2 separate regions of the Homo sapiens genome follow, and region 1 is linked to region 2. A link is an interaction called in ENCODE POLR2A ChIA-PET data of the cell type or tissue named here. Cell type or tissue: Caco-2. All regions are shown on one strand. Each heading gives the region's core, and the rest is flanking DNA. Links, peaks and the distances in the headings are about the cores only.

The links. Peaks named below come from ENCODE experiments on the same cell type or tissue, not always from the same donor. Only the 100,000 strongest peaks of a DNase experiment are listed, where the experiment ranks them.
Region 1: POLR2A ChIA-PET joins it to region 2 with 5 read pairs; 2 of 35 experiments call an interaction of 5 or more read pairs at or near these places.

The regions. Positions count from the first base shown.
Region 1 is chr6:63,410,036-63,420,379 of GRCh38, reverse strand. It overlaps a transcript of LGSN not described here. Among named protein-coding and RNA genes, the nearest start is that of LGSN, 95 kb to the right of the region's middle. RefSeq lists an enhancer at 1-22 and a silencer at 1,282-1,576. In Caco-2, for the core only: no CTCF peak of the experiment used is centred there; no DNase peak of the experiment used is centred there.
Region 2 is chr6:63,560,933-63,571,276 of GRCh38, reverse strand. It overlaps LOC124901228 (translation initiation factor IF-2-like), which reads left to right. Exons shown (of 2, transcript XM_047419610.1): 2 at 1-5,042. It also overlaps a transcript of LGSN not described here and a transcript of PTP4A1 not described here. Among named protein-coding and RNA genes, the nearest start is that of PTP4A1, 6.4 kb to the left of the region's middle. In Caco-2, for the core only: no CTCF peak of the experiment used is centred there; a DNase peak (open chromatin) is centred at 5,616.

The sequences.
Region 1 (10,344 bases), core at 992-8,991, 150 kb after region 2:
TGTTTTGCCCCATGGAATGGCATATCAGTTGAGGGCCAGCTGGATCAGCACAGAGATGGTGTTGTCTCACTGCCAAACAAAAGGCTACTGTAGTTTTATGGGCCCAGGGGGCCGGGGGGATGCAGAAGGGAAAAGTCTAGGAGTGAAAAAGTACAAAGTACTTTTTTTTTTTTTTTTGAGACGCAGTCTCGGTCTGTCGCCTCCGCTGGAGTGCAGTGGTGCGATCTCGGCTCACTGCAAGCTCCGCCTCCCGAGTTCACGCCATTCTCCTGCCTCAGCCTCCAGAGTAGCTGGGACTACAGGAGCCTGCCATCATGCCCAGCTAATTTTTTTGTATTTTTAGTAGAGACGGGGTTTCACCGTGTTAGCCATGGTCTCAATCTTCTGACCTCATTATCCGCCTGCCTCAGCCTCCCAAAGTGCTGGGATTACAGGTGTGAGCCACCATACCAGGCTTTTTTTTTTTTTTTTTTTTTTTTTTTTTTTTTTTTTTTTTTTTGGGAGGGAGTTTCGCTCTTACGCCCAGGCTAGAGTGAGGTGGTATCATCACTGCAACCTCTGCCCCCCTGTTTCAAGTAGTTCCCCTGCCTCAGCCTCCCGAGTAGCTGGGATTATAGGCGTCCACCAACACGGCCGGCTAATTTTTGTATTTTTAGTAGAGACGGGTTTCACCATGTTGACCAGGCTGGTCTCGAACTCCTGGGCTCAGGCAATCCGCCCGCTTTGGCCTCCCAAAGTGCTAGGATTACAGGCGTGAGCCACCCTGCCAGGCCGAAAAAGTATCAAGTACTTAAGGCAGAGTGCAGCAAAGTGTCTTCAAGCTTCCCTGGTAAGGAGGCCTCAAAATGGAGGAGCCCCAGCTAAGAATGCAGATATACATAAAAGCATGGCTGGTCAGGGAGGATTGAACCCTTGGCTCTAATTCCCTTCAGAGTTTGCAGTGTATTGGTTGTGCACCAAATCTGGTGTGGGGAGACCATCTTTCCTCCTTGAGGCCTGCTAGGTAAAGCCTTCGTAATCGTTTATGGTTGTGCCTAAAAAAATCAACACATTGGATTTTGGCTGCAACCAGACGCCTTATTAGTGCTTTATGATAGTAGACACTTTTTCATATTCCTCACACTAATGACAACTAAAAACCCTGACCATTATATATAAAACAAACATAAAACTCTGGAAGGTAGAAATAAGAAGGTTGACTGGCTAGGAACCTCAGGACTCAAGGAAAATACAGTGATAAGATCCCTGGATTTTCTTTTTGTCTCATGTATCCCAGATTTATTGCTGAAGAAGTCAGTGCTCCTCACTTCTACTGACACCATGGCAAGGGTGGCCTCATTACCTATGGGTGATAGTGAAAGCCCTGACACTCTGCTGGGCATCCTCTGGCACCACCCCAGTGGGGAAAGGAAGGTTGCTTCATTACTGCTAGGCTGGGAGTCAAAGTTCCCCTCATGCTGTGAAGAGGGAAGTCTAGTTTTCTTTGCTGGCACGGTGGGGGTGGGGCACAGCTTTTTCTGTGGGTTTGTTTAGAGTAGCTATTGTCTATAAGGTTTCTGCCCTGCTAGGCTGCCCCTTTCCTGGTTTTTTGGCTAGAAGTAGCTGGCTTTTGTGGGGGCTTTTTAGTCTATACACTTTGGTGTTTCCCAGTTACTGACTTCTTCAGCTCTAAATCTGGAATACATGAGACAAAAAGAAAATCCAGGGATGTCATCACTGTATTTCCCCTTGAGTCCTGAGGTTCCTAGCCAGTCCGCCTTCTTTCTACCTCCCAGAGTTTTATGTTTGTTTCATTTGCTTTTTATTTTTATTTTTTATTTGAGACGGAGTCTCGCTCTGTCGCCAGGCTGGAGTGCAGTGGCGGAATCTCGGCTCACTGCAACCTCCGCCTCCTGGGTTCAAGAGATTCTTCTGCCTCAGCCTCCCAAGTAGCTGGGACTACAGGAGCGCACCAACACGCTCAGCTAATTTTTGTATTTTTAGTAGAGACGGGGTTTCACCATGTTGGCCAGGATGGTCTCGATCTCTTGACCTTGCGATCCACCCACCTCGGCCTCCCAAAGTGCTGGGATTACAGGTGTGAGCCACCGCACCTGGCCTGTTTGTTTTATATATAATATTCAGGGTTTTTAGTTGACATTACTGTGAGGAATGTGAAAAAGTGTCTACTACATAATTCCAGAAGTCAACATCTTTTTCTTTGCATTTTTAAAATTTAAACAATCAAATTAATAAAATACTAAAAATTAAATGGAAACATTTATGGGAAAGGCAATTAGCCTTATCTCACTTCTGCATACCTCCAGTATTATTTCTTAAAGAAGAACACTGTAATCATGTGTTTCCAGTTGTTTGGGGGTTTATCTCCATATAGTTAAATATGGTAATGTACTTATTCATTATTTTAAAATTTATAACCTCTAAACATTATTCTGCTGTGTTACAAAATAATTTAATTTGGTTGCATTGTCCTCTTTATTCTTCTCTCAATCTTATTGGCATATATCATTAATCTTCAGTTCTATGGTTTACCTGTGTAGCATCAAGTTATAGTCACACTGTCACTGTATCTATACATGGATGGGTCTTTACACTAAGTACTATGAGTCCTCCTTTCCTTTCTTCCAGCATTTTCCTCCTCCCTCCATCTGACAACCTCTAACAGCTACACATTTACTTTACTCTTTTCCCTGCCACACTTTTACATAGTTTTATTTTAAAGCAATCTTGGTGTACTCGGTTTATATGATACCAGTTTATATGTGTTAAGCCATAGTATAGTTAGGGTCCAGATAGGAGACAGAAATTACATCTGCTATTTAAACAGACAGAAGCAGAAGAATTAATAACAAAATGTAAAGTTATTAATCAGGTAACTGAAAGGGTAAAAAGTGAATTCTAGTCATCAAGGAGATAGCAACTATAGGAAGCAGCTATCACCCTTAGGACTGAGAGAATAAAGAGAAGATAGGAGAGTTAGTAAAACTTAGAAACTTAGAGGAAGGGCCCTGAAAAGCTGAAACTCAAACTTCAGAGTTGAGGGCACTGGTGCTGGTGTGTTGTGGGGTGGGGGTATGGGTGTGATGAGCCTGGTTTTGTGAATGTTAGAAAAATTGCACACAAGATTCAGCTGCAGCCATGGAAAGGAATTGCTGCAGCTGGGGGGAAGAAGTATTAATAGGATGATTCTCATAGGAATGGGAAACAGACAAGAAGAAGTATGTCTTTTCTTCCTCCAGCCTGTAGTCTCTCTTCAGTGCCTTCAAGGGTCAGGTGGCAAAGCAGAACTGTGGTTTGTAGGGTGCCAGGTGCAGCATCACAAAACAGGTTAAAGAAGAGGGATTTCCATGTTGTTTCACATCTGTTTTTGATAAGGACTGTGTATTTTATTTCTTTTCTGTAAGTTCGACTTTCGTTAAATGTGTGTGTGTGTGTGTGTGTGTGTGTACATACATATGTATGTACATACACTTTTAAAGTGTATATATATATTTCTTTTAAATATCTACTTAGGCCAGGTGCGGTGGCTCATGCCTGCAATCCCAGCACTTTGGGAGGCCGAGGTGGGCAGATCACTTGAGGTCAGGAATTCAAGACCAGCTTGGCCAACATGGTGAAACCCCGTCTCTACTAAAAATACAAAAATTAGCCGGGCGTGGTGGTGGATGCCTGTAATCCCAGCTGTTTGGGAGGCTGGGGTAGGAGAATTGCTGAGGTGGAGGTTGCAGTGAGCCAAGACTGCGTCATTGCACTCCAGCCAGGGCAACAGGAATGAAACTCCGTCTCAAAAAAAACAAAAACAACAACAACAAAAAAACTATGTATTTTATAAATTGTGTGTACAAAATACATAAACCACTCTATTTATGAGCAGATTCAGTTTATTTTAACCCATATTCAGCTACTCTAAGAATTTTAAATTTCATTTATTAGTGGCAGCCTGTAGGGAGTAAGGAGTGCAAAGAAAGACTGAGTTACTTGAGGGAGGATGTGATACAGGATATCAAAGATATATCTATATATTCATTATTTCTCAGTTTGGCCCTCAATGCCATCTGATGTTTCCTTGGACCATTAACTGCTCACTTCTATAGGGAATGCTTAATTCAAACATGTATGCCCGTGTTGGCAGAAGATTCTTTGTCTTAGGAGCATTTGAGACAGTAGCAATGAATCGTGCTGCCTCTAAGTAATTTTTTTTTCAGAGATGAGCCATGGAGCCAACCATTAGCTGAATATTCTGAAAAAAAAAAAGCAAAAAAAAAAGCATCTCCCTTGGAAATGGAAGGGAAAGATGAAATCTGAGATAAAGATGAAATAATCTAGGTTTATGAGCTGTCTTCTCTTCTCAATGGTCAGGAAAACAGGGAATAAGGACCTTTTGCTTCATTTTGGATGTTTTATTTTATTTAATCTATTAGATCAATGAATGGCCTCCTCCCAATGCATGCATTCTCCATGTATTTGATGGTATTAGATGTAAGAATAATAAATGCCCGGGTGAATCTAAAGAGAGTTCACATAACGCTACCTACTCAACATCTATGGGAGTACCGAATGAAAATGTGCAAAGTAAAATGCATCAACAATTTAGAACTTCATGAAGTAGCAAAGCATAATGATTGGAGAAGCTCTTTTGACTTTTAGGCAGTGGAAGTCGCTCTAGCTATCTCAAGAAATGAGGGTTGATATGGTTAGGCTTTCTGTCCCCACTCAAACCTCACCTTGAATTATAGTCCTCATAATCCCCATAATTCCCACGAGTCAAGGGAGAGACCAGGTAGAAATAATTGGATCATGAGGGCGCTTTCGCCCATGCCATTCTCATGATAGTGAGTTCTTATAAGATTTGATGGTTTTGTCAGGGGCTCTTTCCCCTTCCCTCGGCACTTCTCCTTTCTGCTGCCTTGTGAAGAAGGTGCCTTGCTTCCCCTTTGCCTTCCACTATAATTGTAAGTTTCCTAAGGCCTCTCCAGCCATGCTGAACTGTGAGTCAATTAAACTTTTTTCCTTTATAAATTACCCAGTCTTGGGCAGTTATTTTTATTTTTTATTTTTTGAAATGGAGTCTCCCTCTGTTTCCCAGGCTGAAGTACAGTGTCTCAATCTCAGCTCACCGCAAACTCCGCCTCAAGGGTTCAAGAGATTCTCCTACCTCAGCCTCCTGAGTAGCTGGGATTACAGGTGCATACTAGCATGCCTGGTTGTATTTTTATTACAGACAGGGTTTCAGGGTTTCTCCATGTTGCTCAGGCTGATCTCGAACTCCTGACCTCCTAGGTGATCCACCTGCCTCAGCCTCCCAAAGTGTTGGAATTACAGGCGCGTCCCACTGTGCCCTGTGGGCAGTTCTTTATAGCAGTATGAAAATGAACTAATTGAGGGGGATATTTTATTTTATTCTTTATTTTAAAAAGTCTCCATTTTTAAATTTTTAAAGTTTTCATTTTTAATTTAATTTTTTTTAAAGGGCGTCTGGCTCTGTTGCCCAAGCTGGAGTGTAGTGGCATAACCTTGGCTCACTGCAACCTCTGCCTCCCAGGCTCAAGCAATCCTTCCACCTCAGCCTCCTGAGTAGCTGGGACTACAGGCCCACACCACCACACAAGGCTAATTTTTGTATATTTTGTAGAAATGGGATTTGGCCATGTTGCCCAGGCTGGTCTTGAATTCCTGAGCTCAAGTGAACTGCCTCTGAAAGTGTTGGGATTACAGGCACGCGCCATCGCGCCCAGCACATTTTCTATTTTTTTAAAGCTTTATTAAGGTATAATTGATATATAAAAAGCTGCACATATTTAATATGTACAATTTTATTAGTTTGTGCATATGCAAACACTGGTAATAGCATTACCATAATCAAGGTAATAGACATAATCAACACCTCCTAAAGTTTCATTGTGTCCCTTTGGGTTTTTTTCTAAAGAATACATATCTACTCTCTTAAGAATTTTGAAGACTACAATATTATATACATTATGATGTATAGCACTTTTTCATCTAACAAAACTGAAACTTTATACTTATTGAACGACAGGTTCTCAAGGAAATGGGGGGATATTTTACAGATGTATGTGACAACAAAAATATCAAGGATCTCATAGGATTTCTTGAAAGAATAAAGACTAATATTTTTTTTTTGGCACCTCAGGTGCATCAGGCCCTGTGCCACATAGTTTATACCCAGCAGCCCATTTAGCTCTCCTGAAACAAAACAAAACAAAACAAAATTAAGACAGTATTATTATCTTCATGTCTTGAGGCTAAGATGTTGTGACTTGATCATAGTTATGAAGCAGAACATGGGAGAGGAAGTACAGTGTTTGTGATTCCAGTGGCCACTCTTCTCGACTGGCCCCCTATTAATTACAAGCCTTTAATAACAGCCACCAATACTGAATATATTGGTGAATATAATAATGAATCCTCTTGCCTCTAATATTCAAGATAGCCATGGTGATTTAGTTGAATATAAATGAATTATATATATACACATGAAAGCTAGTATATATTCTAACAATAATTACTAACTTTAAAGGATAATCGGAACTCTATTCTGTTTGCACTTACTATCTTATCCTATTAAGGCAAAATCATTTCAGATTATTAAATATGACATTAATGTAGAAATAATTTTATGGCATTTTACCTTTATATGAAGTAACTCAATTATTTGTAAAAAGAGGGATAATCATGTCACAACCTTTGTGCAATACATATAGTGGGTGGAAAATGACATTTTAGTTTTAATTAGGATAATTTGAGATTCCTGCTGAGAAGTTTGCCTAAGGTCACAGAACTACTCAGAGCTAGAAATACAGCACAGGAATCTCTATTTCTAGCCCAATGATCCACTTAGTTAAAACAGGGCTTATGCTATTCATAAAGCAATGTCATCAGTCACAAATCTGTTAAGTAAGAGAGGAGTAAAAATTAGATATTAGGAGAAACAACCATTTATGTAATAAATGTCAGCCAATCTTTCTTTTTAAATTAATTTCATAATATTGTGTATCCATTTCTTAGAAGAAAAGTTTTATAAATTTAGGAAAAGAATATAACTATTCTTGATTATCAGTTTCCTTGGTTGAAATGAAATTGCATTTAGAGTTCATTTTGTAAAGCTTCAATGGTGTCTCTAAAATTACATGTCAAATAATAATAGATTATTATTAATTATACAGATCTCCATGATAATCCATAACCTCTGTAATGTATGGTGTTGCTTTACATTTTATTAATATGAGTGTTCAACACTGGTAGTTTAATTCAGAAACTGTTTTTACTTTTTCAGGATTTGTATAATGGTTTATAGGGATTATGATACCCCATGTATTGTTCTCACCTTATTGACTTATTTTAGCACATGATTTTATGATCAATTTCTTCTTTCTAACTTGCCCTCATTTCTTTTCTTTTCTCTTTCTTTCCTTCTCTCTTCCTTTCTTCCTTCCTTCCTTTCTTCCTTCCTTTCTCTCTCTCTCTTTCTCTCCCTCTTTCTTTCTCTTTCTCTTACTCTCTCTCTCCCTTCCTTCCTTTCTTCCTTCCTTTCCTTTCCTTCCTTTCCTTCCTTCCTTCTTTCCTTTCTTTCCTTCCTTCCCTTCCTTCCTTTCTTTCTTTCTTTCTTTCTTTCTTTCTTTCTTTCTTTCTTTCTTTCTTTCCTTCCTTCCCTCTTTCTTTCTTTCTTTCTCTTTCTTTCTTTCTTCCTTTCCTTCCTTTCCTTCCCTTCCTTCCCTTCCTTCCCTTTCTTTCCCTTCTTTCCCTTTCCCTTTCTTTCCCTCTTTCTTTGCCTCTTTCTTTCCTTCCTTCCTTTCTTTCTTTCTTTCTTTCTTTCTTTCTTTCTTTCTTTCCTTCTTTCTTTCTTTCTTTCTTTCTTTCTTTCTTTCTTTCTTTCTTCTCTTTCTTCTCTCTCTTTTTCTTTCTTTCTTTCTTTCTTGCTTTCTTTCTTTCTTTCTTTCTTTCTTCTTTCTTTCTTTCTTTCCTTCTTTCATCTCTCTTTCTTTCTTTCCTTTCTTGATGGAGTCTTGCTCTGTTGCCCAGGCCAGAGTGCAGTGGGGCGATCTCAGTTCACTGCAACCTCCGCCTCCTGGGTTCAAGTGATTCTCCTGCCTCAGCTGCCTGAGTAGCTGGGATTACAGGCTTCTGCCACCATGTCCGGCTCATTTTTGTATTTTTAGAAGACACAGGGTTTTGCCGTGTTGGCCAGGCTGGTCTCGAACTCCTGACCTCAAGTGATCTGCCCACCTCAGCTTCCCAAAGTGCTGGGATTACAGGCGTAAGCCACTTTGCCCGACCTGCCCTCATTTCAAGTCTCTAAAAACAATCCTGAAAATTCACTATTTTAAGTTTTTCTCTTTACCTTTAGTATAAGAAGAAATAAAAACTCATTTTATTTCTACTTGTTTTGTTTGCTTACCCAGAAATATTTCTACATAAGATATTTTATTTTAGAGTTTTTAATTGCGAAATGTTCATTGAATACTTGCACATTTGATAGTGCTTAAGTATTTTAGCACAATTTTTTTTCTTTTTTGAGACAGGGTCTCACTCTGTCACCCAGGCTGGAGTGCAGGGGGACCATCATGACTCAGTGCAGCCCCAACCAACCTCAGCCTGGGCCCAAGGGATTCTTGTGCTTCAACATCCTGAGTAGCTGGGACTACAGGTGCACACCACCACATCCAGCTAATATTTTTTATTTTTTGTAGACTCAGAGTCTGACCATGTTGTCTTGGTTAGCTCAAACTCCTGGGCTCAAAGGATCCTCCCTTCTCGGCCTCCCAAAGTACTCGGATTACAGGTGTAGCCACCATGCCTGGCCTTAGCACAATATTAAGCACTTCATAAGGCCTCAATAAAAATTAATTTTATTATTATTACCATTAATAGTGTGAGCAGCGCAATAGAACTATAGATCAAGTCTCTGTCTTCAAGGACAGATCTTAAAATTCAGTAATGGAGGAGATATGGCATGTAGAAAGAAGATGACACACAAGCCAAGGCTATGTCCTAGTGTAACTTATCTCTGATGCCCTTGCCTACTTTCTCCTTACCTGCTATCCCCTTTACTTGATAACTAACAAAACCGAAAACTGAAAGTAACTGGGAGAATGTCTGCGTAAATGTTAGCTCACAGCGTAATTCCTGGTGCTTGGGAAAATTCCAAATCACGAATATAGACTTTGACCAAGAGATCTTTGGGACAGTCAATATTATTCTTTAGAGAGCTGGCAAAATTTCTAGTCAATTTTAGGAAGAGGCCCTTGGAGTATTTCTGGAGTCCTGAGGCTACTTTGGAGATGAGATGAACTGTAGTTGTGTGTCTGAGAAATAATCCTGATAAATTTAGGCACAATTTACATTTCCTACTAACTCAGTAGGTGTCTCTAAATATCCCCAAGAAATAGCCTGTACTGACATTTCTGGCCTAGCTTTATGCCAAACCTCGTTGCTTAGGAATTGGAAAAAAACTGGTTTTGACCTGAGGAAGTGGTATGTTTGGAGCATGAGGCAGCAACCATTTACCAGCATGTGGGGTCATTAAGATTTCATGAGCTTTTTCTGTGCTACTCAAGTCCACCAAAATTGTTTCAACACCTATTAAGTGCCCAATACCATACTAAATACTTGGTTAAAACACATGTCATAGGTTCTTGTCCTTGAATAGCTTAACAATTTCCAAGGAGCAGGTTTTAAACTGCGTTCATTGCACTTTATGGTTCCAAGAAAGAAGCCCCAGAGCCAATACTGGCTTTAGTGTAATTTTAGAATTGCACCTAGCACATAATAAATGCCCAAATTGTGTTAGCCTTGTGGGTTTATAGTTCAACTGAAAAACTTTTATTGGCTTTATACCATTGATATATATTTATATATTGATCTGAATAAGATTTTATTTGAAAAAAGTTTCTGCTGCTAAATAAAGTTTAAAAAACTAATGATCTCAGGTATCTCATTTCAGAGTCGTACTAAAAATTAATATAAACATTCCATAAAGACTTTACTCAATTTTATAATATTATAGAGTCCCACTTTTGATTAAATGAATGTCTACAAAAAGTCAAAACATTTTGACTAATATGTACACTTTACTGAGTTTAGAATGGACCAATTATAGATAATAGGAAACAAGACTTATAGCCACAAACATTATGAAACTTTGTATGTGTCAAACCTGTACCCGTTTTTGTGAACATTATAAAGGATAACATGTATTGAGTGCCAGGTACTATTCTAAATCATTTTAAATATTTTATGTCATATCTTCATAGCCATATTAAGAGACAGGTACTATTTTATAGATGAGGTAATACCTTATTATTTTATTTTATTTTAATTTTTTTG
Region 2 (10,344 bases), core at 1,144-9,143:
CAGTGCCCTGCAACATCTTAGGATTTATTAGAACTTCTATTTAGAGACTGGTTGTATAGTTATTCAACTTTCTTAACTCTGTAAGTAAAATAAGAACTTTAAAAAAACAAAAACAAACAAAATCCTGGGCCAGACTTTCAAAGGAACAAAAACTCTTCGTCATTTGGAAGAAAATGGCTCACCTACGACACATTTTAATCCATTAAAATCAAGGAAAACTAGCACACTTGAGAAATATGTCCCTTTACAAATAAATGATTTAAAAAAGTAAAGACTTTAAAATCTTAAATTCTAAGAAAATATAGAAAGCTTAAAAATCTTGGGTGGTAGGGGCAAAGCTAAGCAGGCTGGGGAACTCATGTCGAAAAAAAGGGACAGATTTCATATATAAGAACTAAAAACTTTTATATGGCAAAAGGCTTTTGACAAATGTCAATTTCACACTGGGGGAAATATTGGTGATACTTCATGGGTAGGGTTAATATAAAAAGCTTGGCCAATGTATATAATAGTGTAGTTAAAAAGCACATATTCAGTCAGCCACTCTTACTCCACAAGTTGGTAAACACAGATAATTGGAATAGTGAAACTTTTTCATGTAATGGCATTTCAAAAAATACATTTGGTGGGACAAGATATAAACTCAGCAAATGATTAACAGAGCCAAATATGTGTTAGCCAATTTTCTTGTAGAACTTGTGATACAAGTTGTGAGCCTTGTGATCCACAGATCCTGTAATTACCACAAGCAGTGCTGACACGAAGTATCCAGTCAGCTATGCTCATCAAGTTCTAAAAGCTCTCAAATTCTCAAGTGGCCTGGGGGTCTTAGCCTCTCAGACAAGGTACCATCTTATCCTACTATGAAAGTAACATATTTAAAGGATGAAAAAATAAGGCTTTTGCTGTTGAGAGAAACGATGCATTTTATTTTATGTATTTATTTGAGATGGAGTCTTGCTCTTTTGCCCAGGTTGGAGCACAGTGGTGCAATCTTTGCTCACTGCAACCTCAGCCTCCTGGGTTCCAGCAATTCTCCTGCCTCAGCCTCCCAAGTAGCTGGGATTACAGCCACCTGCCACCACACCTGGCTAATTTGTTTGTACTTTTAGAAAACTCCATGTTGACTAGGCTAGTTTTGAACTCCTGACCTCAAGAGATCTGCCTGCCTCAGTCTCCCAAAGGAAAGGACACATTTTAAACAAGATATAAGTGTGGTCTTGCTGACCAATCCATTAAATGTTCCTGCTTGTCAGCTGCCATTGTGGTTCACTGCTATGCTGAGGGTGTCTGCTGTATTTAGTTTAATACTTTTAAGCTGCAGATTCTTGGAGAACAGTAGAACATCCCAGCATTGGTCAGGAGACTTCTGTGATTTGAGGACTCACTAACCCTTACAGACTTGCACTCAGAGCATTAGCACCTGTACTTATTTAAAGTGGGTCTCTAACAGACTTGAAAATAGTGCTTCCAGACATCAAAAAGGGAGAAAACACCTCTAAAAGCCAATGCTTACTCTAAGCTCCAGGAGAGGCTCTAAAATAGAGGATTTTCTCTCCTGCTAAACAAGATTCTCAGCTGGAAGTTACTTCTCTCAGCAAAACATGTGTCCTTAACCTCATCACGATAGGCAGGGCTTTCTATTGACAATTCAAAATATAAAAGCCAGCAGTTGGGAAATAAGACTAGAAGAATATTATAAGGAAGTTGAGCATGGTGGCATACAGGCTCATGCCTGTAATCCCAGTACTTTGGGAGACCAAGGTGGGTGGATCACCTGAGATTAGGAGTTAGGAGTTCAAGACCAGCCTGGTCAACATGGTGAAACCCATCTCTACTAAAAATACAAAAAATTAGCTGGGCATGGTGGCAGGCACCTCTAATCCCAGTTACTTGGGAGGCTGAAGAAGGAGAATCACTGGAAAGCTGGGAGGCAGAGGCTGCAGTGAGCCGAGATCATGGCACTGCACTCTAGCCTGGGAGACAGAGTGAGACTTCATTTCAAAAAAAGAATATTATAAGCGATATTTTTATGGAAGAGGAAAGACTGCAGAAGGCAAGAGTGCAGAGGAAGATTGGCAAATCTTGATGAAGAAGAACAGAGAAATCTTCACAAGAACAGCAGATCTAGTAAACATTGATTCCATTTTACCAAGTTTACAAAAGGAGTGAAGGATTCCTTGATTTTCAATCTTCTCAGATTGGTTGGGGCTACAAGGAAGTCTGATAAAAACATTTAACATAGCAAGAGTAATATCATTGCCATAATAGATTAAACGTGACAATATCAACCTAGAAAAAGACACTAGATTGCAAGGTATAATGACAGTCTAGCAAATATATGTAATAGAGGCAAATACCCCAATGGGCCATAATCTAGTAAGTGTCTGGATACTAGTGCAGAGGGTAAGTTCCCATACCCATATTTAACAAGAGTCCTAAAAATTCAAGTATGCCATGGCTGCTGTCAGCATTGTTAAAGTTTATTTCCCTCTTGCTGTTTTAGAACAGCCTATTTTATATCCAATTAATTTTCTTATATGATTATTAAAAATAAATATGTAGTATACAGGCATACCTTCATTTATTGTGCTTTGCAAATATTGTTTTTTTTTTTTAACAAAATGATGGTTTGTGACAGCTTTTTGTCGAGCAAGTCTATCAGAGCCATTTTTCCAATAGCATGTGCTCATTTCATGTCTCTGTGTTACATCTTGGTAATTCTCCCAATATTTCAAACTTTTAAATTATTATTGCATTTGTTATGGCAATTTGTGAACAGTGATCTTTGATATTGTTATTGGAATTGTTTTGGGCCACCACAAACTGTACCCATTTAAGATGGCAAACTTATTTGATAAATGTTGAATATATTCTGACTGCTCCGCTGATGGGCCAGTCCCTCAGTGAGACACAGCAATACTGAAATTAGGCCAATTAATAACCCTACAGTGGCCTCTGAGTGTTCAAGTGAAAGGAAGAGTCATTCATCTCTCACTTTAAATCAAAGCTAAAAATGATTAAGCTGAGTAAGGCAAGTTGAAAGCAGAGATAGGCCGAAAACTAGGCCTCATACCCAAAACAGTCAAGTTGTGAATGCCAAGGAAAAGCTCTTGAAGGAAGTTAAAAGTGCCACTCCAGTGAACACAGGAATGATAAGAAAGTGAAACAGCCTCATTGTTGATAAGGAGAAAGTTTTAGAGTTCTGGATAGAAAACCAGCCACAGCATTCTCTTAAGTCAAAGCCTAATTCAGAGCAAGGCCTTAACTCTCTTCATTTTTATGAAGGCTGAGAGAGGTGAGGAAGTTGTAGAAGAAAAGTCTGAAGATAGCAGAGGTGGATTCATGAGGTTTAAGAGTAGAAGCCCTCTCCCTAACATAAAAATGAAAGGTGAAGCAGTAAGTGCTGATGGAGAAGCTGCAGCAAGTTATTGAGAAGATTTAGCCAAGAACATTGATGAAGGTGGCTACACTAAATAACAGATTTTCAATGTAGACAAAACAGTCTTATACTGGAAGAAGATGCTGTCCAAGACTTTCATAGCTATAGAAGTCAATGCTTGGCTTCAAAGCTTCGAAGGACAGGCAGTTCTCTTGTTAGGGGCTGATGTGGCTGGTGACTTTAAGTTGAAGCAGATGTTCATTTACCATTCTGAAAATCCTAGGACCCTTAAAAATTATGCTAAATCTACTCTGCTGTGCTCTATAAGTGGAAGAACAAAACCTGGTTGACAGCACATCTGTTTAGCATGGCTCACTAAATATTTTAAGTCCACTGTTGAGACCTACTGATAAAACGTGATTTATTTAAAAATACTATTGCTCCTTGACAATGCACATGGTCACTGAAATGCTCTGATGGAGATGTACAAGGAGAGTAATATTGTTTTCATGCCTTCTAACACAGCATCCATTCTGCAACCCATGGATCAAGGAATAATTTTGACTTTCAGGTTTTAATATTTAACAAGTACATTTCATAAGGTTATAAATTGCTGTAGATGGTGATTCCTCTGATGGATCTAAGCAAAGTAAACCAAAAACATTCTGGAAAGGATTCTAGATGCCATTAAGAACATTCATGAGAGGAGGTAAAAGTATCAGCATGAACAGGAGTTTGAAAGAAGTTAACTCCAACTCTCATGGATGACCTTGAGGGCGTTCAAGACTTCAGTGGAGGAAATCACTACAAATATGGTGAAAATAGCAAGACAATTGGAGTTAGAAACAGAGTCTGAAGAGTTGACTAAATCGCTGCAATTTTATGATCAAACTTGAATGAATGAGGAGTTGCTTCTTATGAAGGAGAAAAGAGAGTGGTTTCTTGAGATAGAATCTACTGCTGGTGAAGATGCCGTAAGCATTGTTGAAATGATAAAGGATTTAGAATATCACATAAACTTAGCTGATAAAGCAGTGGGTGAGTTTTAAGAGGACTGATTGCAACTTTGAAAGGAGTTCTCTTGTGTGTAAAATACTATCAAACAGCACTGCCTGCTACAGAGAAATTTTTTGTGGAGTCATCAATGCAGCAAACTCCATTGTCTTATTTCAAGAAATTGCCACAGCCACCTTAACCTTCAGCAACTACCTCCCTGATCAGTCAGCTGCCATCATCACTGAGGCAGGATTCTCCAACAGCAAAGATTATGACTTGCTGAAGGCTCAGATGACTGTTAGCATTTTTTAGCAAAAGTATTTTTAAATTAAGGTATTCTAGGGTACCCGTTTTCCCCACTTCCTTTCTGTGTCTTGACCAAAATCACAGTGACCCAGCCAGCTGTAGCCATAGGTTTTCCTCAGCTGGCTTGAACCCAAACCAGCTTGAACATTCCCAGGCACTGATAATAATGTCTTGGTTTACTGGAAAGAAACTGACCCCGACCCTGAGCCGAATTCCTTAAATTTTCATGTAAACTCCATCCCCTCACCCCCTGGCTACAGACTAATGTGGGTAAAACATCCCTTTTCTCTTGCTGTCCATCACAATAATACATTGCAACACCCTGCAAGTTCCTTTAATAAATGTTTTGGACTGATCACTCTGGCATTTAGAGCTGCTTTCTTTGAAATCTCAAACCAGCCCTGTCTTCAAATGGTTTGGGGTACTCTGTTGTACGAATTCTCCTGCTGCTGCTTTTAAGGCAACTCCAGCTATGGGTTCAGTGGGACAAAACAGGTATGTACATTTTTTAGACATAGTGCTATGCACATTTAACAGACAACAATGTAGTGTAAATGGGAAACCAAAAAATGCATGTGGCTTCCTTTATTGTAATACCTGTTTTATTGTGGTGGTCTGGAGCTGAACTTGCAATATCTCCAAGGTATGCCTATGCTTAAATCTCTATGAACATATAATTTGCAGTGCTTAAATATTGTTCAAAACTAAAACATGCTCTATATTAAAAAGTGACTTAATTTTCTTCCTTAAGACATTGATTTAAAGATTTATCAAAAGTCTTTTGAGTAAGTTTTGATGAATAATCAAAATGCTGTAGCAGAGCTACATCCTAATTTCTGTGGGAAATTTAGACACAGAAATTTCCAATGAGCAAATAAGCTTGTCACAACAAGCCTTTTAAGGAATCTGGCCTAAGGACAAAGTCCAAAGGCCAATAGCTGCCTGTGGGCTACTGTGTTTTGTTGAGTCAGACATATAGAAACAGTCACCCACCTAGGAGGGTACTACAGATGTAAATATTTATATTAATAAATGAATCCTGCTGGATCAGAAGTAACATCTTATCAAGTCATCATATCAAACCATTTGAGGTAATATTTTCTCTGTAAAATTGATTAAGGCAGTTTTGAACAACTTTTTTTTTTAAAGTCTATTTTAAGAAACAATTCTCTTGAATCGATCTCTATTATGCCCATTCTCTGTCCCTTTTTCATGTCTAATTGTAATCAATTTAAATATAAACCTGAAAGTTGTCTAGGTAGTCTCCAAATCAAATGAGAATGTGTATTCACATTAGTAACTCTGCCGCTTAATATAGTATTTACTTCTGTAGGAGCTTAGTGTGTGTATTAAGATGTGACAGATACCGCCTGGGCAACACAGTCAGACCCTGTCTCTACAAAAAAAAAAAAATTATCTGGGCATGATGGTGCATTCCTGTAGTTGTAGCTCCCTCGGAGGTTGAGGTGGGAGGATTGCTTGAGCCCAGGAGTTGTTAGGGCTGCAGTGAGCTGTGATCATGCCACTGCACTCCATCTGGGGCAACAGACCAAAGACCCTCTCTCTCAAGGAAAAACAAAAAAGAAATGATGGACAGATTGATTAGTAAGAGAATACTTTTCATTTGCATGCTGAAAGGCACCATTTCCTTGGGGCACTGAATAAAGGACTTATTATGAATCTATCCATAACTCATGACTGTTTTGCCTACTGGTACCTGGAGGAATCTAGTTTGAGAAGACTCTTCTTATTTTAGCAAATTTGGTGAAATTTCTGTTGCTGTTCTATAGCCTGAATAAAAATCATTTGGGAATTGAAAATCAGGAAGGCCACAGTCTCCATGTGATTGTTTAGAACATGTTGAATTATGCCACAGTCTGAACTGAGGCAAAAATAGCTTAGGAAAGGAGAATTTAATCTGGCTAGAGAAAGGGAATGGAGTATAAATAAATTTTAAAGGTTGGATATGCATGCTATGGCAAAGCTGTCACTTGACAGGTTTAATTTACAGAGTTGGCATTTAGGCTGCAGATAATCCAGACAGACAGTGACCTAAGCAGCATTACTGGGGCAGGCCTTACATAAGGAGAAATGTTGTTGAACAATTTCCTGCAAGCATAATAACATTTATTTAACAAAAGCTACAACAGTCATGCTTTTTTCTTATCCTAACACAGTTGCTTTTTAACTAGGGATGTTCAACAAACGTTGCTATCTTCGTGTATTTCTATAGTTCCATTCATGGCTGGAAGATACTGAACATAAGAGAAAATGAGTATAGAAGCCTTTTGAAATTTCTCTCTTTTTTTTTTTTTTTGAGACAGAGTCTCGCTCTGTCACCCAGGCTGGAGTGCAATGGTGCAATCTTGGTTAACTGCAACCTCCGTCTCCCGGGTTCAAGTGATTCTCCTGCCTCAGCCTCCCAAGCAGCTAGGATTACCAGGCACCTGCCACCACACCCGGCTAATTTTTGTATTTTTAGTAGAGATGGGGTTTCTGCATGTTGGCCAGGCTGGTCTCGAACTCCTGACCTCAAATGATCCGCCTGCCTTGGCCTCCCAAAGTGCTGGGATTACAGGCGTGAGCCACCATTAAATATAGTTGTCCTATAATGTATTTCTTTAATCCTCAGACATATTAATGCACATAGTAAATACTCAACCACTATTTATTTGCATACTATCATATTACTTTCCCACATAAAATTCTATTAGGGCATCCTATTCCCAGTTTTTCTAAGTTTTCTTTGCAGGGTTCTTAGTCTCTCAATCCCGTTAACAATGGTGTTCACTGGAGTTTTGTCCTAGGGCCTCCTGGACTCACTTTCCACTTTCCTTGGGGTTTTCACCTACATCCATAGCTGTGGCTGTCAACCTTCCCTCCTTCCCCAACACATATGTGTTAAATGCCTAGCATATGCCAGGCACTCTGCTATCTTATGAATAACATAAACATGTTTTCTGCCCCAATGAAATTTATATACAGGTGAGAAAAGAGAGAAAATAACAAGTAAATAAGCATAGAATATATTTATAATCTGTGCTGTGAAGGAGGTCAACAGAATGGCTGGGGTGACTTACTTTAGACAGTGAAGTCAGGGGTGGTGTCTCCCAGGAGATCCAGATCTAAATGATGAGAATGAATCACAAAAAGAGGGGGAGGAAGAGAGATATTTTTGGTGGAGGAAATGACAACACAGAATTTCAGGTGGGAGTTTGGTTGGTACTCAAGGAGTTGGAAGACCTGAGGGACTGCAGCAATACAAGGGAAGGAAATAAGCCTGGACATCTAGCAGGGACTGGATCACGTAGGACCTTGTAGGCCATGGAAAGGATTTGGATTTATTTTGCTGACAGTGAATCACACCACATATCAGGAAATTTGTTTTAAGAGAATTGTTTTTCTGTTCTGTGGAGAATGGATTGGAGAAGGCCCTAGAGTAGAATTATTTTAACAGGGTGAAACACTTGAGATTTCCTGCCTTGTCAAATGGAAGACAATGTTGGTGTTGACTATGATCAGGACAGTGGAGGCAGAGAAAAGTGGAGAGATTAGAAATATGGAAATAAAATGGAGAAGTTTTACATCACAAAATGCCACACTGCCTCTAAAAATTGTCAAAGGCCAAACAGAGATATAAGGCCATGGTTTTGAGCCTGTTTTATGCTATGGTGCTGAATGTATAGGCACACTGATGAAAAGTTCCATAATTTCACATTTTCATTAGCAATATGTTTGTAGGGAATAAACCAGAAACTTAAAATAAATAAAGGCACTCAAAGTATGCTTAGAGAAAGACACTATTTCTGAGGGTTTTGAGAATATAGCAGCGGGACTCCTAAAAGTTGTATATTTAGGTATTAAGAGAACAATTAAACTCTTGATAGATTACAATAACAGCAAGAATAGCTAAAACTTATTGTGCTCTTGTTGTTTTCCAAGCCATGTGCTAAACACATATTTGCACTGTTTTGTTGAATTTATTAGAATACTCAGACTCTGAGATAGAAATTAGTTAAAAAATCAACTCATAGTGGGTGATATCACTTGAAGTATCTATATAATGAAATACTTTTCGGATATTAAAAGTATCTTGCCAGTCAAGGTGGCTCACGCCTGTAATCCCAGCACTTTGGGAGGCCAAGACAGTTGGATCACTTGAGGTCGGGAGTTCGAGACCAGCCTGACCAACATGGAGAAACGCTGTCTCTACTAAAAATACAAAATTAGCTGGGTGTGGTGGCACATGCCTGTAATCCCAGCTACTCGGGAGGCTGAGGCAGAAGAATCACTTGAACCCGGGAGGCGAAGGTTGTGGTGAGCTGAGACCGCACCATTGCACTCCAGCCTGGGAAACAAGAGCAAAACTCTGTCTCAAAAAAAAAAAAAAAGAAAAAGAAAATATCTTAATGTCTTTAAGATAAATAAATAATTGTAATGTTAAATAAAAAGAAATGCTATAAAAATAGAAAGAAATAAACTAAAATGTTAACAGGTAATAACTGACATTTAAATACTTTATGGGTGTCACTGGGTGATGTGATGATAAACAATTTTTTATTTATAACTTCCTATATTTTGTATTTTTTTTCCAAAAATGATACTCTTACAGTTGGGGAAAAATCATTTCAGATAAATGCTCAAAGAGGTTGCACCGATAGGTCTGTAGCCTTATTGTACTCTCTGCAGCAGAGATAGAAGCACCAGGTTATCCTAACCTGACAGCAGCTGTCAAAAACTTTATAATCACTTTCGTTCTGATTCCATGTTCTTGGATAGTTGATCTGATTATAATTTACTTTCAATGTGTATTTGTTTGCCATCAAATGTGAGAATATAATGCCCAACCAGTGAGAAGCTCCCTGGGAAATTAAAGTTGTTTATGTATCATGTTTGTGGCTATAAACCAAGAAATCACCTCTAAACGTTTGGAAACATCTAAAACCCAAGGTGACTTGGGTATAACCTAAGTCACCTGGGTTGTGATTGTAAGTGCCCTGGAATGTGATTGTAAGCGGAAACAAAATCAATTTTATTTTATCTGCCCAGAGGAAGATTGTGAGAACAGAAGGAAGATGATGACTGGGTACACAGAATAGAAAGGTCTAAAGATATGAAGGTTGTCAGTGTTTATCAGGCACTGTCTAGGGAAGAGGCATTGAATCTGTACTGAATGTGCTGGTTGTTGTAGAAATATACCTTATTATAGGATAGTATTAATAACATTGACTGACATTTATTGAGTGCTTACTATGTGTTGGGTATTAAGCACTATATTAAACCTTTCATAAATCTCTCCAGATTGATATTACTCCCATTATAAAAATCAGGACATGCAGCCTCAGAAAGCTTAGGGTCATACAAGTATTATGTGATGCAGCTGGAATTCAAATTCCAGTGGCTTAACTGCAAGAGTCCCTGCTTCCATCACTCTGTTAGGCTGTACTCATGGCCTTGAAATATCCCTTAAGGTTATTTACTTTCTTATGCTCTGGTTCTTTGCTAAACAAACAAGCTTTCAATTATTAATTTGGCTTCCTACGTGTTCTGATCCTGTAAAGGAATTATTCCATTACAAAGGCACTGGCATTTGGGCTTATATTTCATCCTTCCATGAGTTTAGTAAAAGTGAATCATAAAATATGATTATGCAATACTTT